2 separate regions of the Homo sapiens genome follow, and region 1 is linked to region 2. Evidence: read pairs that join two places in POLR2A ChIA-PET (ENCODE). Cell type or tissue: OCI-LY7. All regions are shown on one strand. Links, peaks and the distances in the headings refer to the core of each region. The heading gives the core; the rest is flanking DNA.

Region 1 (6,108 bases), core at 1-5,000, 180 kb before region 2:
TTTTAAAGTACAATTTTGACATTGTTTTTAAAAACGATCTTAGAGCTAAATACATAACTAAAAAAAAAAATACATGCTGAAAAACACATCCACACAAACAAACATGTATGCAAACAAACATTTGCCAAACACAACTCTAGGAGGCTTTTGCAGACTTGTCTGCCATTTAAGGCCTGTAATTTCCCTCTTGGCTGACACTGGCTTTGGCCTGGGCCATGTTTCACAGACTCCTGGCAGGCAGCCTCGTTGGGCTTTGCTTAGCTTTTTTTTTTTTTTTTTTTTCTTTCATCAGACTTGAAACTGAAGCGACAGGACTTTCTGAAACCTTCTGTCAGCTGTAGCTGCCACGCTTCATGTAACCTCCTTACCCCTCCCAGGTTCTGTGGCTTTATAAATGTGTCTAGAGGTCCAGGAACAAGGTAGTAAACAGTGGATTCCTTCTAGAAGGAATAAAGAGGGTTCAGGAGGCACCACCCAGTCTGGGGACTGCCTGTGAACCAGGCCAGGCCCCTACTCCCCCAGAGCAGATTAGATCTGATGGTCTGGACTGCTGGCCAACTTTCAGCATGAAAAAGGTAGAGATACTGGAGAGGAAGTAAAGGAACATGAAAACAAAACCAAATGAACTCTGTTGTGCTGCTGACATGGGTAAAACTTGTATGAACCTAACTGCTGGAGGAAAGTGGGGGCAGCTGGTTTATTCTACGGAGTTCTAGTGTGAGATGCAGCTCATGTTTCTATGCCAATTTCTAATGAGCAAGCTACCCCACTTCTCTGAGCCTCATTTCCTTATCCATGAACTGGATAATATCTACCTTGCAGGGCCAATGTGAGGTTGAATGAATTCATGTTTGTAAGGAGATAAGCGCTTCATAGAAGGTTAATAAATAATAGTTTTTTTTATGGTAAAAGAGCCCCCAATCACAAAACTAGAAGACCCCATTAGAGGGATCCAGTTCCCACTCCTCCCTACACCACTTAAAGTGTAGCCTTCTCCATAGTTGCCTCTCCCAGCCCACGCTCATAGGCTCCCCCAGGGAGCCTGCTGCATCCTGGGGAAATTCTCGCTACTAGAAAGTTTTTCCTTGGGCTGAATCAAAATTGATGTCTCTGCAGCTTTCACCTATTGGGCCTTCCCCCTCAAGAACACTGAAAACAAGTCTATACCCTCCACCTCTCTGCAGTCTTCAGCATAGAGGACAGCTCTCAAGCCCTCTTTGAGGTGTCAACAGAAGTCTTGAGGCTTTAGTTAGGTATATACACATACAATATACATATATACTATATATATACACACATATATATACATATATATGTATGTATATTGTATGTGTATATGTGTATGTATATATCTATATATGTATGTGTATATGTATCCCATACATACGAAGAAAGAGAGAGTGTAAGGTATATTTATATACACTCATATGTAAGTATGTAGAGGCAACTACAAGGGCCTCTGTAGGCAAATACATGTGTACCTATCCAGGACTTGCGAGGTCCAGGAGGGCTTCTTAGAGGAGGTAATGTTTAACCTGAGTAGGCAGTGTAAAGTGCATGTGCAGTCCCACAGCTAATAGTGAGGAACCCAGCCTCAGGAGCATGCCCCTCTGCTGTAGCAGTGGGTGACAGTTGGCATCAACAAAGTGTGTGAAGCTAGATATCATTATTGTCCATTTGTAATTGTTTGTTATTATCCAAATTAACCTTTCTAGGCCCAGTTTCCTCAGTAGCCTTGGCCCATTCTTCTGACAGCATGTTTCTTGATTTGCCTCTGTAATAAACAGGGAGACCTGGGTTTGAGTCAGGCTCTGTCACTCACAAGCTGGGCAGCCACTCCTCTGGGCCTTGGTTTCCACATTGCGAGATGAGAACCTACTGCCCAGGTTGCTGGTGGATTGAATGAGGCATCTTTGGAAGGTGGCCCAGCACATGGCAGATGTTTGGCAGAAGCTTACTTTCTTTTCTAGTTTGACAAGATGATGCCGGCTGATCTGATATTAGATATTAATAGTTGATGATGGCATAATGTGTTATACCTTCTGAGCCATTTGCATTTGCCTAGAGAGTACCAGCCAGCTTAGTGATATGTCGTTGCCCAGTAAGCTTAGAACCCTGGGAGTGAGTGAGCACTGAGGCCAAGGAACTCACCCTAGAGAGGAGGAGAGGGTCTCAGGGGCTGACTGCGATAGATGCTACAACAAAGTTTGGGGCACACAAAAGGAAGGAGGAATTTCATTCAAAGTGGAGTGATTGGCAGAGGCTTCATGATGGAGGTGGCAGATGTCTCTGATGGTGGCCATGCCATAATCTCAAATAGAAACTATTGCATCAGTCTCCTAAATATCTTCCCTGGGCTGCACTCACTCTCTAGAACCTGCTCTGCTCATGAAAGATAAAACGATCTTTCTAAAATTACAAATCAGATAATGGCACTTCCCAGCCCCCAAATCTGCCATGACTTGTCTTTGTTCTTGCAATAAAATCACAACCTCCCCACCCCCATGGCCCCTGAGGCCACCTGTGATGGAGCCTGCTTCCTCTGCAGCTCTGCAGTCAAATAGGCAGGGCCTATGGGAGAAGTGCCCACATGGGACCTCTGCCTGTCTTCTTGGAAGGCACCAAGATACCAGGGGGCAAGGAGAGGGGCAGATTTGTGTTCTGCTCTTGGCGAGGGTGGAGTGTCTCTAAGGTACTTTGCAGACCCTCCGTGGAAGTACTGATCAGAATCATGGCAGGAAACAAGTCTTACACAGAAGGGCTTAGTTGAAAAGAATTTAGTAACAGGATTGTGTTTAGAGGTCAGGGCAAGGTGAAGGAAGCCAGCAAGAGAAGTTGATGCACTCCCAAGCTAGCAACAGTGGAAGGCCCGTACCTCTCTAAGGGGGAAGGGGAAGTGAAGGAATGTGTTCTGGGATGGCTGAGAGAGCTGGAGCTAAGAAAGAGAACCTGCCCACCCCTGCCCCGGGAGTTACCACCATACTGGTCACAGCCAATGCAGGGACTGCAGCAAGAAAGGAGTTCAGGAAGGAGGGAGGCATAGACCCCTGGGTTCTCTCTCCTCCCAGCCTCCTATCTCCCACCAAAGCTTCCCTTTGACCAAATCTAGCTAGAAGTTAGTGGATAAGGGAGTCTGAGTGATGTATTATAGTTCTTAGGCATTAGCTCTCTAGGGCTCAAGGCCTGCAAAGAAGGGCAGTAAAATGGATTGAATAGGAAGGACCACAAAAAGGAATTAACAACACAGCACATGTCCAAGCATCCTGCAAGGAGAATAGGAATCACTAACCCTGAGTGGGTAAACTCTTCCCCAAGAAAGAGAATGCCATTTAAGGGGAGAAGTGAGCCTGGCTGACAGGTAGCTTTCCCAGCCAGGCTGCCGTGTTCACATAGCATCCAGGTCCTGTGTTCAGTGCATCTGCCAGAATATTCCACCCAGCCACAGATATTTCATACTTTGGCCCACACAGAGTTGTGGAGGGCAAAGGAGTTGTTCTCTAATGCTGGACTTTGCCCATTTTCCCCAGGACCAAGATGTGGGCAGGTGTTCTGGGTGCCACCACTAGAGAGGCAGAGATTATTGAGATCCAATAATAAAAATAGTGAGAACAGTAACAGTGGTAACAATAATACAGGATATTATTGTTATCACTGTAACAGTCACATGAATTAAGCTTTTCCTATGTGCCCAGGAGTGTGTTCATTCTATTAAGTTATGCAATCTTCTCCCAAACCCTAGGAAGTGGTGGCTATTATTAATCCTATTTAAAAGATGAGACCAAGGCCCAGAGTGGGTAAGTAGCTTGCTGAGCCCCCTCAGAGTGGATGGAGAAGTCAAACCCAGGTCTGCTGCCTGCAAAGGTAGGCTCTTAGCCACCATGCCAGACTGTCCTCAAAGACACCTGGAGCCCATAGACATATGAGAGAGAAGCAGAATTCCTGCCTATGGCTTATGCAATCTTTCATGGTCAAATGACCAAAGCTTGCCTCTGCAGAGTAGTCTTGCAACACTGGCCCTGCACACTTGACTTTTCAGCTGTGCTAATCTCTGTGGTATCTAGAGCATGCTCAGCTTTCTCTCACCCCCGGGACTTTGCACAGGCTGTTCCCTTTGTTGAGGACATTGCTTTCCCTCTTAATCCTCTCAAGGCTTGACTAGCTCCACTGAGATTTGCTATCACTTGCTCCACAAAGCCCTGCTGGACATTCCAAGTCCTGAATAGGGGCTCCAGTCCTGGATAGGGGCTTCTCTTGGGAGACCTCACAGCCCCTTACAATGCTCCACCACAGGACTCAGCCTCTGCAAGCCCTGTAAAGGCCAAGACATGCCTTTTTTTTTTTTTTGCTTATACCTCTGTGTTCCTAGATCCCAGCCCAGGGCCTGGCACCTAACAGGGGCCTGATAAAGAGGTAGATAAGGTAGTTGAATGTTGGCACAGACTCGGCCACCCACAGCCTGGCACACACCATGGCCCACACACTGCCAACCACACCTGCTACTACAGGAGGGAGGAGGAGGGGAGCAAACAGCAGCCAGGATCTGGAGGAGGGGCTCCAAGAGCAGGAGCTGCTGAGCTGATATCCACACATGGAAAGGCTTTTGATGGGTATAGTAGAAAGGAAAATGTATTCCAGGCAGAAGGAAGTGCACGTGCAAAGGCCTGGAAGAATAAAGATGCATAGCAAGACACAAGGAGGGGCCATGGGAGATGAGACCTGGAAAGGAGACAGGGCTGGGTGAGGGAAGTCCGGTTTGGGGAAGAGGGGGCCAAATTATGTGGTGAAGAGCACATGCTTGGGTTTTATTTGTTTATTTTTATTATGCTTTAAGTTCTAGGGTTCATGTGTACAATGTGCAGGTTTGTTACATATGTATGCATGTGCCATGTTGGCGTGCTGCACCCATTAACTCGTCATTTACATTAGGTATTTCTCCTAAGGCTATTACTCCCCTCTCCCCTCACCCCACGACAGGCCCTGGTGTGTGATGTTCCCCACCCTGTGTCCAAGTGTTCCCATTGTTCAATTCCCACCTATGATTGAGAACATGTGGTGTTTGATTTTCTGTCCTTGTGATAGTTTGCTCAGAATGATGGTTTCCAGCTTCATCCATGTCCCTACAAAGGACATGAACTCATCATTTTTTATGGCTGTAAAAGTATTCCATGATGTATATGTGCCAGGTTTTCTTAATCCAGTCTGTCACTGATGGACATTTGGGTTGGTGACAAGTCTTTGCTATTGTGAATAGTGCTGCAATAAACATATGTGTGCATGTGTCTTTATAGTAGCATGATTTATAATTCTCTGGGTATATACCCAGTAATGAGATGGCTGGGTCAAATGGTATTTCTAGTTCTAGATCTTTGAGGAATCCCCACACTGTCTTCCACAACGGTTGAACTAGTTTACAGTCCCACCAACAGTGTAAAAGTGTTCCTATTTCTGCACATCCTCTCCAGCACCTGTTGTTTCCTGACTTTTTAATGATCACCATTCTAACTGGTGTAAGATAGTATCTCATTGTGGTTTTGATTTGCATTTCTCCGATGGCCAGTGATGATGAGCATTTTTTCATGTGTCTGTTGGCTGCATAAATGTCTTCTTTTGAGAAGTGTCTGTTCATACCCTTTGCCCACTTTTTGATGGGGTTGTTTGTTTTTTTCTTGTAAATTTGTTTGAGTTCATTGTAGATTCTGGATATTAGCCCTTTGTCAGATGAGTAGGTTGCGAAAATTTTCTCCCATTTTGTAGGTAGCCTGTTCAGTCTGATGGTAGTTTCTTTTGCTGTGCAGAAGCTCTTTAGTTTAATTAGATCCCATTTGTCAATTTTGGCTTTTGTTGCCATTGCTTTTGGTGTTTTAGACATGAAGTCCTTGCCCATGCCTATGTCCTGAATGGTAATGCCTAGGTTTTCTTCTAGGGTTTTTATGGTTTTAGGTCTAACGTTTAAGTCTTTAATCCATCTTGAATTAATTTTTGTTTAAGGTGTAAGGAAGGGATCCAGTTGCAGCTTTCTACATATGGCTAGCCAGTTTTCCCAGCACCATTTATTAAATAGGGAATCCTTTCCCCATTGCCTGTTTTTCTCAGGTTTGTCAAAGATCA
Region 2 (7,113 bases), core at 2,114-7,113:
AATGATATCATAACAGTTCCAAGCCTGGCCTTAAAAAGTTTCACATGCTTCCATTTACCCCAGTGTCTCCCCTGAGAAGAATATGCCCCTGGTAGATTCGACCTCTCTAGGATGAGTTCTAGAATGAGACACATGGAGCACATTTGAATGTGACCCTCAGCCCCCCATTTCTCCAGGTTGTAAACTACGCACACATGCAACAATGCATTAAAGTCAGCAGTTGCAGGAAAAGCCATCATCACTACTTAGAAAACTGTAAGGGTGGCAGCTGTAATGGGGAGGACAGAACACCAAATTAGGTCTTAGGAAGGTGAAGCCACCTCAACTGACCTGCAGACCAAAGAGCAGGAAATCAACTGATTAACATTGCGTAGCACTCAGATTTTGCGATGGTTTGTTTCACAAGAAGAGCTAATTAACCTACCTATTGTGACAAGTAAAAATTTACAGAAATCTAATTTTTAAAGAGAATAAAATCTTCTCTCTAATCCCACCCCTGACTAAGGCTACTAATGATAACCATTTGGTATATAACTTTCTGCTGTTTTTTTTTTCAAGGATTAAAGGAGCAAATGCATGTTTAAAAAAAAACACTTAGCATAGTGCTGGGCATATGAAGAAAGCACTCATTAAACATTAGCTATTTTTATTGGTATTCTCACATAAACAGACATACTCAGATATAGGTGTTTCAATTTGTGCAGAAATGAGACCATGCTATGCACATTACTCTGAAACTTTCCTTTCTTCACTTATTGCTACATCATGGGCATTCCTCTAGGTCAACTCATCTTTATAAGGTTAATTAGCTCCTTTTAAAATGGCTACAGGATATTCCATGGTTTGACTATTCCATAATTGTCTTATTTCCACTTTACAGGTAAAGAAACTGAGACTCAGAGAACTGAAAGTGTTTGCAAAATTGTTGCTACCCCTCCCTATCAAGTCTTCTCTTCTTCCCCTGTCTCAGGCTTGGTTTTGTGACACTGTGACACAATTTGGCCAATGAAAGGTGAGTGGAAATGCCCATAGGTAAAGCCTTAAGAGCCACCCCATGGTGACAGCTCTCACCCTCGTCTGTAACATACACCAGCAATATCTCAAACAGAGGCTGCTCCTTCAGCCTGGGTCTCGAAGTAAAGACCTAAGGTGTAAATCAGGAAGGAAATGTAACATGCATATGAAATAAACTCATGTTGTTTTAAGCCTCTGAGATGCTGGGGGTTGTTTGTTGCCACAACATGATTTAGAGAATGCTAACACAATGTTTCCAGACTTTCAAGTGTTTTGTCATTCATTACAAATATTCATCATCACTGGTTTGGTCAAGCACCAACATGCTAGTCAATAAAGATGTGAGTTGATAAAATAATCAGGAATAATCACCTCCCTAACTGTATTTTTAAAAACTATCAATAGCCTCCTCCTCAAGTTCCAAATAACTGGCGAAGGATATGATAATATCACAGAAAAGATAAGTCTACCTAACCCAGTAGGTTGAGGACCATCCTTTGTGTGTGGGAAGCCTCCTAGGTAGGTCAGTATTATAAGAACTTTGACCCAGTTTCTTCATGTTGCAAACTACATACACACAAACAGGCAACACTGTGCTAAAAGGCAGTAGTTCCAAGAAAAACCATCATTGCTACTTAGAAAACTGCAGGGAAGGCAGGCAAAATGGAGAGGAAATTAGAATAAATGGGACATTAGGAAGTCTAATTCCAGCTTCGCCATGTATCAGCTCTGAACCTCAGTTTGCAAAGAAGACTGCTGTGAGGATCCAATGAGGGACAGCAGGTGCAGTCACGACTAATAAGAAAAAGAAACATGTATTCTGATTTTTTTAAATTACATGTGGAATACATGTTCGTTGTAGAGAATTTTAAAACAAACAGAGAACATAAGAAAGAAAGTGGAAATTACCCAAAAATCACAACCATTGACATCCTAATGGTTAATCAGCCATATTTCCTTCTAGGTAAATGCATACCCATATTACATATTATACTTGTACATCACACAAAGCCTTCTGAATGCATTTATTAAGTACATGCATACATATATTACAAGACCTTCCTCTCAGGCTCATTCTCTCCATTCTTCTTCCCAGTTTACCTTTTTGTCCCTCCAAACATGCCCCATATTCAATAATATCCAGGCCTTTGTATATGCACTCCCTCTTCCCAGAATATTCTTTCTCTCTCCACTATCTCCTCTTTTTCTGGCTACTCCTACTCATCTTGGAGGGCTCAGTTCCTAGAGGACAATTATCTGACCCTGACCCTTGTCAGATTTCCCCAGGGAACCTAGAGCATCCTGTTCCTTGTTTTTCATAGCATTGCCATACTGGACTAGTCTTGCCTCTTTATTCTACTTTCCTTGCTAGACCCCAACTTGTGGGCAGGTACTATAGCTTTTGTTCACCAGGGATTACCAAAGGCTGTCCCATAGTAAATGCTCAAAATTTTTTGAATAAATGAGTAAAATAGTTAACAATATATGCTATCTATTTTTCTTCTGAAATCCCCAAAGCACCTTACAGTTCTCAATAAATACCCACTGAAAGATTAAATATGGAAGAGTATGTAAGACATGGTAACATGCTTCATGAAGTTTATAAATTAGATGGGAAGAAAGCATTGTAAAAGGAACCTCAGCACAATTAAATGCTATATTCTTTTCTTCTGCCTCCTCCACTACTTTTCTTCAAACTAGAAAGAGCAGAACAAAATCCCTAAGTTCAGTTCCACATTTGTTTCTTCATTGAGGGTATCCTGCAGCACTAACTGAAATAAAACAGCAGCTTTAACACATATGCTCCAACATTTCAGTGGCTCAGCGCAATAAAGTTGATTCCTCATTCCATCAAAATCCTATTGAGAATATTTCTGGTCGATAAGAAACCTTTCACATGGTTATTCAGAGATCTGGACTACTTCTATCTGTGGACCTGCCCTTCTCTACGACCTTGGAGACACAGAGACGAGGAGATGGGGAGAGACGGTTTTATGAGCCAAGCCTGTAAGTGATACACAGCACATTCACTGCATTGACTAAAACTCAGCCACAGGTATTTAGAAAGGAGGCCAGGAAATGTAGTCTATCTGTACATACAAGAGGAAAAGAAAAGAGGTTTGGTGAAAACTTTGTAGTTCTTCGCCACAGCTGATAAGGGAGTACCTAATCTTCTCAAGTGATCCCAAGACCAGGTAATTTTGATTTATGGATACTGAAAACACCCATTTTTTGACAGAAAAATATCCATCTAATAGTGGACATGAGAATGTATCATTCCAGGTTTAGGAATTTTGAAGGTAAAAAAAGGTCAATTCCAGAAATGAGAAACAGTGATGTTAATTACCACTCCAGAATTCTAAATGAGATTCTTTAAGATGGCTTTTATGAACATTGAAAATAAGAATGATGATTACTATAAGTACAATGAGCTGACAAGGAATTATCATAAATGATAATTTATGGCATCGTTTCTGGCACATAGTAGATAATAAATACATGTTGAGCAGGGAAACTACAATTCTACTTTTAAGGCAACTATCCTATTGATAAATAATTTTAACTTCAGAAAGTTCCTTCTTAAATACAGGAAAGTTTTCTTCTCTAACTTCTAACCATTAGCCTAGCTCTGACCTCAAAACCTACAGAGACTCCTATGGGTGCTCTATTGGTCTTCCCCCTGCCTTCTCCAACCCACACTTCTCCCAGGCAAATAATCCCAGTTCATTCAATTCTTCTCCACAAGACAAGGTTTCAGGCCTCTCACCATTTGGCTGTCCTTCCCACAGATATCTGTGGTTGGCCAAATTGCTTTCCAAATTTCAGGCCCACAATATTCCCAAAGATGGGACCCAATGGTGTCCAACCAGTAGCATTTAGTAGAATTACTACTCTTGGCTTTGGGCATTGTGTCCTTACTTTGTGACTAGAAGTATTTAAGTAGTGAAGATGCTAGCAAAGGAATTTCTGCATTGGAAAAAAGGCAGGACTTGGAAGGTGACCACTAAGGACTCTTGCCACTTTATGATCCTATAGGTTTTGTAGAAGTTCTGAGTAGAGAAAAGGCATCACCATAAGTGTGATAATGTACGCAACAGTTACACATTCCTCCTTGACAAAAACCTTGAAGAAAATCCAAAAGGACTTCCACAAGGGCTCCGATGTATAAAAAAGATGTATTGGGTATATTCTCTGTGCTAAGCATGCTAGATGCTATGGATACAGTGGAGACCAAGAGATACAGTTTTTCTATATTCTTGACACTTGGCATCTAGTGTGTGAAATGGACTTTAATAAGACAGTTTAAAAAAATACATAATTACATAAAGAAATATAGAATAATACTTTTTAAAACATTCTATTGTTAAGAGAAAATCACCATTTCCCTTGCCTCAGTTTTCCATGATGGGACATCTGCTAAAATAACCCTCTTATCCTTTCTCTCCATCCTTTATATATAGTCCCCATGGGAAGAAAAGTAATTTGAGTTATCTGATTTCTGAGTTCACAAGAAAGACCCATGCATGCCCCACTCAGAAACCGGCTCTCACTTTTCAGAGTCAATTCATCCAAAGGATGTATACACTCACTGTACCTCTGGAGAAGGTCTGCAACTGTCCATCATAGCCAGGAACCAGTAGGTAAGTTTAATGCATGGGTGAAACATCAGTGCTATGGGTTGAATGTTTGTCTCCTCCAAACATCATGTTGAAATGTGATTCCCACCTGTTGGAGGTGGGGCCAAATGGGAGGTGTTTGGGCCATGGGAGCAGATCCTTCATGAATAGAGTAATGCCCTCCCTGGGGTGAGGCAGGGAGTGAGTTCTTCTAGCTCTATTAGTTCTCAGGAGAGCTGGATATTAAAAAGAGCTTTGCACCTCCCCCTTTTCTCTCTTGCTTCCCTTTTGCCCATGTAATCTCTACACACCCAGAACCCCTTCACCTTCTCTCATGAGTAGAAACAGCCTGAGGCCCTTACCAGATGCAGATGCCCAATCATGAACTTTCCAAGCAGCAGAATTATGAGCCAAATACACCTTTTTTTTTCTTTATAAATTACCCAGCCTCAGGAATTCCTTTATAGCAACACAAAAGAGACTAAGACAATCAGAAAATCCACTGTGGCTTCCTGTTTGCCATACCCTCCAAACCAGTCTGTATTAGCTTTCACATTGATATTTTGATCCCCACTCATCTGATTCCTGTGTCTAACTCTCAGCTGGTTCTTAACTCCAGAAGGTGAGAAAGGGGTGTTATTCATAATCCTTCTCAAAGAAAAGTTATAGGGACTTATGAGAGTATAAGGAGAAATCTAATTTACATGGAGAGAGGGCACATTAGGAAAAATCACAGAAAGTCTCTTTGTCATTTAAGCTAACATCCAAAGAAAGATAGAAATTGGCCAAAAAACAAGGAAGGGTTAAGAGGTTCTTAGACAACAAATAGTTTGTCTTATATGAGGAACAAATGAAGGCTAGTGTGGGAGTCATTAGGACTGGTCACCATAGGATTGTGCTTCCTGGTCCCCTTGTGGCTTGGCTGGGCTGGGCCATGAGACTAGTTTTAGTCAATGAATGTGTGAGAAGTGACATGTGACATTCTTAGGAAAAGACACTTAATTGCTGTGATGAGACCCTTCAAAGCTGCCTTTCCTTCTACCACGAGATCTGAAATGTTCCTGAAAGTGGGTGTTCCATCAGCCTGGGTCCTAGAGGAAGGTGATGTGATCAGAGTGCTTGCCAACCCTTGCTGGACATATTGCAGGAGCAAGGAAAAAAAAAACTGTATTTCTTAAGTCACTGAGGTTTGGGGGAAAAAAATGATTTAATTATAGCATATGAACATATAGGAACAAGAAAAAAACTTTATTTCTTAAGTCACTGAGGTTTGGAAATATTCTTAATCATAGCATAACTTAGGCTATCCTGATTGATTCAGCCAAAGGCAGTGTGGCTGGAGAAAAGTGAGATGAGAAGTCCTAGCTCTTTTAAGCTAATAGGATGCCTTTAAGGAGGCTTCAGCAGGGGAATTTGACATTTTCCACATATTATGTATTAAAACAAGGTACTATTGCTACTCAATCATTAAAACACCCCCTTCATTCCACTATGGAAAAGGCTATTTAAAAAAAATCCATCAACAAGCATTTACTGAGCACCTTCTATGCTTTCATATGCCAGGCTTTGTATTAAGCATTGGAGATACAAAATAAGAATAAGACACAGTTGCTGGATTTGGAGTCAGGGATTTAAGAAGACATTTACAAGATCATGTGAAAAACATTCTCTACTTCAGGTATGTACCCAGTATGGTGACAGCCAAAGAGGATAATAACTATTCGAGGTGAAGCAGGAGATGGGGTGAGGGAAAGCTTCAGAGGTAGTGATTATTTGAGCTGGCTCCTGAAGGGTGAATAGGAGTTTGCCAGGTAGCCTTTTGATTAGGGATAAACGTACATGCAAAGACAGGAAACTGTCAGAGCGATGGAAAATGTCTGGGGTGGCAGCGACTCAAAGGAATGGAGGGAATGTGGAGTGCAGGGTGTGGTAGACTGCAATACTATTCAAAAATACTTGCTGCCCCTCCTCACTGACATCAGGCTCGGTCATATAAATTGCTCTCAGTATAAGCTTTAAGGGCTATGCTTTTTTCTGTCTGCCAATAACAGTAATGTTTTAGAAAGAGCGTGCTTCATTAACCAAGGTCTTTGAGCAAAGATCATGTGTGTAAATCAGAGACACAGCCAACTTATGGTGGATGTATTAGTCTGTTCTCACACTGCTAATAAAGACATACCTGAGATTGGGAAATTTATAAAGGAAAGAGGTTTAATGGACTCACAGTTCCACATGGCTTGGGAGGCCTCAAAATCATGGCAGAAGGCAAAGGAGAAGCAAAAGCACATCTTACATGGTGGCAAGCAAGAAAGCTTGTGCAGGGCAACTCCCATTTATAAAACCATAATATCTTATGAGACTAATTCATTACCATGAGAACAGTATGGGGGAAACTGACCCCATGATTCAATTATCTCCACCTGACCCCACCTTTGACATGTGAGGATTATTACAATTCAAGGTGAGATTTGAGTGGGGACAC

The links. Peaks named below come from ENCODE experiments on the same cell type or tissue, not always from the same donor. Only the 100,000 strongest peaks of a DNase experiment are listed, where the experiment ranks them.
Region 1: POLR2A ChIA-PET joins it to region 2 with 5 read pairs; 11 of 35 experiments call an interaction of 5 or more read pairs at or near these places.

Annotation. Positions count from the first base shown.
Region 1 is chr1:58,962,981-58,969,088 of GRCh38, reverse strand. No RefSeq gene overlaps it. Among named protein-coding and RNA genes, the nearest start is that of LINC01358, 54 kb to the left of the region's middle. RefSeq lists an enhancer at 348-507. In OCI-LY7, for the core only: no CTCF peak of the experiment used is centred there; DNase peaks (open chromatin) are centred at 308, 638, 2,548 and 4,038; H3K4me3 peaks cover 951 bases; H3K27ac peaks cover 2,870 bases.
Region 2 is chr1:58,788,946-58,796,058 of GRCh38, reverse strand. All of the region lies in intron 1 of JUN-DT (JUN divergent transcript), which reads right to left. Among named protein-coding and RNA genes, the nearest start is that of JUN-DT, 7.4 kb to the right of the region's middle. In OCI-LY7, for the core only: no CTCF peak of the experiment used is centred there; no DNase peak of the experiment used is centred there.